3 separate regions of the Homo sapiens genome follow, and regions 1 and 2 are each linked to region 3. The links are chromatin loops, found by intact Hi-C in ENCODE. Cell type or tissue: A673. All regions are shown on one strand.

Region 1 (2,500 bases), 410 kb after region 3:
CTTTAGTTCTGAAGCCAAAGCGCTTGCTAACATTTCATCCCTGGATCAACAGACTCAACCACCCAGCCACAGATATTGCTGGACAATCATGGGTTTCCCCAGTAAGGGTGCAGCCTGCACCACTAAGCTTATTGAGTGTTTTTGAGCCTGCCTGCCTGCATGCCTGCCTGCCTGCCTGCCTGCCTGCCTGCCTGCCTGCCTTCCTTCCTTCCTTCCTTCCTTCCTTCCTTCCTTCCTTCCTTCCTTCCTTCCTTCCTTCCCTTCCTCCCCTTCCTCCCTCCCTCTTCCTTCCCTTTCCCTTTCCCTTCCCCTTTCCCTTCCTTTCCCTTCCCCTCCCCTCCCTTCCCCCTCTCTCTCTCTTTCTTTCTTTCTTTCTCACTCTGTCAACCAGGCTGGAGTGCAGTGGCATGATCTCAGCTGAGTGTAACCTCTGCCTCCCAAAATCAAGCGATTCTCCTGCCTCAGCCTCCTGAGCAGCTGGGATTACAGGCACACGCCACCTCGCCTGGCTAATTTTTGTATTTTTAGTAGAGATGGGGTTTCACCATGTTGGTCAGGCTGGTCTCAAACTCCTGACCTCGTGATCCACCTGCCTCGGCCTCCCAAAGTGCTTGGATTATAGGCATGAGCCACCGTGCCGGCCTGAGCTATGACCTACTTTCTACAGGAAACTAGAAGAAGAAACTAAAGATAGTTGGTGCTGGCCTTTCTAGTGTTGGTCAACCTCTTCCTCATTCTCTCTCTCTGTCATTCTCTCTTTCCTACTTTATTGAACTATAATTGACATATAACATGTTGTTGCATATATTGATAGTTTGTTTCTATTACAGACTAGTATTCCATTGATTGGAAATACTACTGTATATTCACCTGTTGATTTGTGGATGGACTTTTGGGTTGTTTCTAGTTACTGACTATTACAAATATTTTGCTCTGGGCATTTCCTACACATCTTTGTGTGGACATATTCTTTCCTTTCTCTTGGATAAATATTGAGTAGAATGGCTGAGTCATATGATATGTGAATGTTTAACTTTTGAGGAAGCTGCCAAACTGTTTTCCAAATAATTAATACCATGTTACATTTTCACCAGCAGTGATGAAAGTTTCAGTTCCACTATATCCAAGTCAACATTTGCTAGGGTCACTCTTCTAAATTGTAGACATTCAGTGGGTGTGCAGTCGTATCTCATTGTGGATTTAATTTGCATTTCCCTGATGACTAGTGAAGCTGATCGCCTTTTCATGTGCTTAATGCGCCATTTATACATTTTCTTTTGAGAAGCATCTATTAAACTATTTTACATTTTAATTGGATTATTCATTTTATTATTGTACTGATATGTAATGGGAATCTGACTTTTATATCCCTCCCTCACCCCAAAGTCAAATTATTCCAAGACTATTTATTGAGCATTTGATCTTTTCTTCATGTTTTAAAATATGTGTTAGATTTTGTTATGCAGAGATCCGTTTTTAGATTTTAATGTGTGCCACTAATCTCGTTTATCCTCCTGCTAGTACCAAACTAGCTTAAACCTGTGACTTTATAGCATGTTTTAATGAGATAATCCCCTTTCATTAACTTGCCCCCACAAATGCGTTTAATATACAAACTAATTTTGAAAGAATTCCTATTTTAAAAGTATTGAATCTTCCCCTTCAAGAATATGGTACTAGTTCCATTTATTTAGGTATTTTTTCTTAAAAGTTATGTAATGTTCTTTATTGAAGAATAACATACTTTTGCTAGATGATGATTATCTTGCAAATATTTATTATAAGAAATCCATTTAGTTTTGTACTTTAATTTATATATGCCCACTTTTCTGAGTTACAAATTTTTTTCTAATAGTTGATTGAATAGTTATCAGGTATTTTAGTTTTTCTATTAACAAGCAGGCAATCTGAGGACAACTTATTTTCAATTGTTTATCACTTTTTTCTTTTCCAGCTTAATTCATTGACTAGAATGTCAGTACAAATGGATATCCTTTTCTTATCCCTTATATTAGTGGAATACTTCTAGTATATCGTTGTTAAATAAGATTTCTGTTGGTTTCTAATAAGTTTTCTGTAGTTTTCCCCATTCCCAGATTACTAAGTGTTGTACTTGTAATTATATTTTGATTTGTTGGTGGTGGTGTTTTATCTTCCTTTTAAAAAAGTAAATGTTGAATTTTACCAGGCAAGTCATTGGTGCTAATATTTTTTCTTAATAGTGTGGTGAATTGCATTAAGAGATTTCCTAGTGTTAACCCTTTTTGGTTGGATCATAGCATTCTGCTAATATAATGTCAGATTCAATTATATTCATAAAGTTGACTGGTCTATACAGTTATTCTCAAAGAAAGGTGGTACTTCCTGCTGACTATTCTCCAGGGACATTTGGGAATGTGAGGGAGTAGTTTTTGCTGGCCACAATGGGCAGGGTGCTAAGGACCCTGGAATTCATGGAACAGTTAATGCAACAAAGAAGCTTTTCATCCCCAAAGCCAAT
Region 2 (2,500 bases), 1.1 Mb after region 3:
GGTGGAAAGAGCTTGAGCCTCTAAATGACTGCTTAGAACAAATCTGCCTTCAGACCTCACATGCTCCCCTTGGGCTGTAACGTGAGAGAGAAACTTCTATCTTCTTTCAGCCACTGAATTATTTACTGGGTCTCTTTATTGGCTGTATTCTACTCAATATAGAAATGGGCACCTTAGTACTGGGGTGATTCTGTAAAATGTGTGTGTGTGTGTGTGTGTGTGTGTGTGTGTGTGTGTACTTGTGAACAGCAGGAGGTCGGGAAACAGACACTGCAACTGCAGGATGGGGAGCTGGAGATTGTTCTTATGGCAGGCCAGAATATTTGCATAACTCAGTAGACATTTGTGATAACTTAGAAGGCAGGCCGCATGCTTATGTGCTCTCCAGGCAGCAGCTGGCAAGAGCCAGAATTTTAGCATGTGTTGGCTCTTAGGGACAGTGGGTGCTTTTTTTTTTTTTTTTTTTTTGAGATGGAGTCTCGCTCTGTCGCCCAGGCTGCAGTGCAGTGGTGCAATCTCAGCTCATTGCAAGCTCCGCCTCCTGGGTTCATGCCATTCTCCTGCCTCAGCCTCCCGAGTAGCTGGGACTACAGGTGCACACCACCATGCCCAGCTAATTTTTTTTTTTTTTTGTATTTTAGTAGAGATGGGTGTGTCACTGTTGCCCAGGCTCGTCTCGAACTCCTGAGCTCAGGCAATCCACCCGCCTTGGCCTCCCAAAGTATAGGATTACAGGGCTGAGCCACTGCGCCTGGCCCAATGGGTGCTTTTATCAGACACTGTCAGCACCCCACCCTTATCCCCATGTCTGAGCCACTTCATTGTACACAGCCTAATTTCCAACTCAGTTGTACCATCTCCCTTCTTGGCACTGGTCTGTGCTGAAGGTAGGCGCCACTGGTCTGAGAAAAAGCAGACCTGGCGCAGGACCAAGACTAGGAGTTTGTTTGCTATTGAATGAAGCTGATGAGAAGGAAAGTTTGGGAGGTAAGAACACAGGCTTTGGCTCCGACTGCCTGGGTTTGGATCTCTCCTTTCATGCAAGTTAATCAAACTCTCTGAGTGAGTTCCTTCCTTTGTAAAATGGAGGTGAAACTAGCTGTATGTATCTCAAAGGAGCATGGTAAAAATTTAATGGAATAATCCATAGCAGATGCTCAGCACAGTGCCTAGTTCAGAGCTAGCCCTTGAGAAGGATGAGCCATGACTGACAGAAGCATGCAGGTATCCTCTGCCATCTGGCGACAAGGTCAGTTTTCTATTTAAATGTGTGTAAGTGCCACATTTGATCTACAGATAGGACGGCACACATGTGGGTGTTCATTGTAGTGTTTTGGGAATAGCTATATGTACATCTCATGGATTCCTGGTTAGTGTGAAGGGTAAGAAAAGTCCTCCTGGCCTCCGAGGAAGGCTCCTAGCTATACAAGCTGCTTTTCCTTTAGGGACCACTGCCACCTCCTGGTCACATTCTATACTTGCAGGTAAAGGTGAACATCTTGAGTCAACTGAAAACACTGAAAGTAGTGTGAGGAACCCTTTCCATTATCTTTAAGTACCTGTAGATTTTAATTCATTAAAGAGGGATTGTAGCCACCTGGGGTTCAAGCCAGCATTTTTCCCTGAGCCTGTCAATAATTTTGATTTGATCTTTAACCCTTTCCATTATCAACGAAGGAACTTCTGCCACCTTCATGCTTATCTTGGGAAGTTCCTTCCTAAATTTCTCCTTTAGAGCGCCTGGAACCTTGTGATCCTCTACTAATGAGTTCTGAAATAATTCTCGTTTTTACTAAACATCTTATCACCTAGCAGTCTCTCTCATGTCCAGAAGAATACACAATTAGATGAATCCAATAGTGAGTGGAAAAATTAAAAGCATGCTAAGACAGTACAGGTTCTCACTGGATGGTCTATTGAATAGTTAAGGAAACGCAGGTGTGAAAACATTGCCTGACCTCAGAGCAGCTATGTTCCCAAACTCCCAGTGCTAAGAGAGAACTTAACGTACTTCCCCAATTCCAGTTGAAACCATCCTAAGAACCCCCCTTTTTAATTTGTTCTTTATATTCATAGAACTTGACATAGTAGGCACTCAAATAAGTATTCCTAAATGTAGGAATTTAGAAGGAATGAACTCTAAGCACATCTGTATCAACCTCTCACCAAACACTTTGCATATGACATATGGCTTAATTCTCACGGCAACTTTGTAAGTCAGAAATCTGATCTAAAATAAGCAAACTGTCAACAATTCCACAGAAAACGCATCAGGCCCCTAATTTGTGTTCCCTGCCTGATCCCAAAGGTTGAACCCTTGTGAGAAAAGACATCAACCCTCTAGCAGGGGCAGACAAATTAAAGTCTGGGATCCAAATCTGGCCTGCCACTTGCTTTTGTACATCCTGAAGGGATTTTACTTTTTGTTGTAGTTGTTGTTTTGTTTTTGTTTTTTTTTTTCTGAGACAGAGTCTCATTCTGTTGCCCAGGCTGGAGTGCA
Region 3 (2,500 bases):
TTTGAAAATGGGATATTGAATCAATATCCCAAGCATGATTGACTTCATCTAAATATATTTCCAAAGCAGTACATGGAAGGAGTCTTTAAACTTTTTGAAGATAAAAAAATGAGGAGTCTACATAATCTGTTAAATAGTCAACATAAGCAGAATCATATGCAATAAACTATAAATCATATCTAGTGGGATTTTGATATTAATTTACAACTAGTGTGTAACTATGAGAGTTTGCTTTATTCTATCAGGCATAGATTTCTCTTTTCACATAATGTAGATCCTGATGATCTTCCATACAGGAGTCATGATAAAACTTCATGCAACAGAGTACCGAGATAAAAGTCCTCTTTAAAATAGTGAAGGGAATGTTGAGAACATGAGGATTCAAACAAAGAGGGGATAAGTAGTCTACATAAACTCTTGGTGAAACAAGAGAAAAATGAAGATATGAGAGCCAATATGCATGATAGATGCTCCATCTTGGGACATCAATTGGGTCCAGTAAGGAGAAATTCTTTAAAGCATGACACACTCCAGGGTTGTTAGGCGGAGTCTTTGGCTTGCTGAGTACCTTCTTGTCTGGCTTCATAGCATTCCTTTTTATGATTCCAAAGTATTGTAATTCTCAGGGATCAGAAACTTCTGGAAAGAGCCATGGTTATTTAAGCAAAGAAGATTAATTTCCAGCTTCCCAAGCTTTGGCGGAACAAAAGCACAAATTATTCCATAGAAAACTGAGGAGCCCTGGTGGCCAGAGGTCATCAGTGCTAGCGGGTGGTCAAGAAGAACTTTACAAGGAAACAACAGCCCTGGGTATTGGCTCAGAGAATAATACCGTATTACTATCACCCAAGTTCTTGCTATTCCTTCTAGCTGGTATGCTTTGGTGGCAATCCATTCTCTTCCTCCTTCTCTCTCTCTTTCTTTCAAAATGTGCATTGGTACTTTTCACTGTCTCCATACACCTTGATGCCATTGCCTCCCACTTGAATGTGATCTTTTTGTTTATTTTTATTTTTTAAAAATTTTACTTTACGTTCTGGGATACATGTGCAGAACGTGCAGGTTTGTTACATAGATATACATGTGCCGTGGTGGTTTGCTGTGCCTATCAACCCGTCATCTAGGTTTTAAGCCCCGCATGCATTAGGTATTTGTCCTAATGCTCTCCCTTCCCTTGCCCTCCACCCACTGAGAGGCCCCGGTGTGTGGTGTTCCCCTCCCTGTGTCCATGTGTTCTCATTGTTCAACTCCCACTTATGAGTGAGAACATGCGGTGTTTGGTTGTCTGCTCCTGTGTTAGTTTGCTGAGAATGATGGCTTCCAGCTTTATCCGTGTCACTGCAAAGGACATGAACTTTCTTTTTTATGGCTGCAGAATGTGATCTTTTTAATGCCCTATTATTAGTTGAAAATAATATATGTATCTTGATAAAGTAAATAGGTTTACCCCAAAAGACAAATTCCTTGATAGTTTAAAAGGATATAAATTCGTCAATGTCTTCTAATGTACTTTTCTCCAGCCTGTTATCTTTTGAACTTACACTAGGGGGCACTGTTGAGTTATAAACGCTCTCAACACTGTTTGCCTGTTTTATATTAATGCTGAACTTGCAACTCCTTTCATTTATGTCAGTATTTCACCTTCCGTACTAACAGTAGGATATGAAAAAGACGTGTGGATTTGCTTCCAGCACAGAAAAAAATAATGATGACTTAGAACAGTGCTTGTTGGAAGGTGGGGAAAGAAAAAAAAATGCATATTTGTGAAGGAGTGCTAATTTTTTTTTCTTTTGGCATTTTTGGATTATAAATTCACATTAGTGATACAGCCAATATACAAACCACAGTTGTAGCAACCAGAGAAAGAAACAGGATATGACCCCTTTTGTAAGATGCTCATAATATTCCCAAGGAGGCAGGAGAAAACTCCATTCATCTGTAGTTTATTCAGAATGTTCTTTTCTGTTGCTTGTCATTTTGGAATGGATTTAACTGTTGCTAAAAAGTTACAGGAACAACAGCCTCATAGCTAGAAATCATCTGTTTCTTTACAAAACAAGTTCATCTCAGATCAGCCACATGACTTGCCCCAGCAGTGCCCAGCCCTCTGACCCGAGTCTTGCTGGAACAGCATCTCTTTTGGGACTGAGAAAGAATTTACGTTCTAAGTTCTTCCTGCTATTTCCAAGTTTGGTGCCTGCTGTGATGGAGAGTTCTTTTTCCTTTAAACCAGATACTGAAAAGTAAACCTAAAAACCCAAATCCATTCAACAGAGAATTAAATGTGCAGATTTGGGATAAAATAAGCCACAAATATTTGACCACTATCATGATATACCAGTGCAAAAATTTACAAAAATTGGCCAGGATGATTGAGTTTTCTCAGTAGTAAAGCTAACGTAGCATCTAAACTGTTTGCAATATTATTTAAGCTGAACTTCAAAAGATTCTTACATTAATTTTTGACCTTTTGTATTAAGAGTCAGATCTAAGTCTGTTT

What was found. A loop is a pair of places that touch in the nucleus more often than their neighbours do. Peaks named below come from ENCODE experiments on the same cell type or tissue, not always from the same donor. Only the 100,000 strongest peaks of a DNase experiment are listed, where the experiment ranks them.
Region 1: it touches region 3 in a loop (3-fold over the local background); 3 of 110 quality-filtered maps call a loop at or near these places.
Region 2: a loop joins it to region 3, with 6 times the contacts of the local background. A loop is called at or near these places in 11 of 110 quality-filtered maps.

What each region holds. Positions count from the first base shown.
Region 1 is chr9:110,890,528-110,893,027 of GRCh38, reverse strand. The region is part of intron 5 of LPAR1 (lysophosphatidic acid receptor 1); the gene reads left to right. Among named protein-coding and RNA genes, the nearest start is that of LPAR1, 150 kb to the left of the region's middle. In A673, no CTCF peak of the experiment used is centred here; DNase peaks (open chromatin) are centred at 117, 347 and 1,167; H3K27ac peaks cover 2,292 bases.
Region 2 is chr9:110,182,363-110,184,862 of GRCh38, reverse strand. No RefSeq gene overlaps it. Among named protein-coding and RNA genes, the nearest start is that of C9orf152, 25 kb to the left of the region's middle. In A673, a CTCF peak has its summit at 1,460 (motif pointing left); a DNase peak (open chromatin) is centred at 1,442.
Region 3 is chr9:111,298,585-111,301,084 of GRCh38, reverse strand. No RefSeq gene overlaps it. Among named protein-coding and RNA genes, the nearest start is that of MIR7702, 29 kb to the right of the region's middle. In A673, a CTCF peak has its summit at 1,539 (motif pointing right); a DNase peak (open chromatin) is centred at 1,604; H3K4me3 peaks cover 346 bases; H3K27ac peaks cover 757 bases.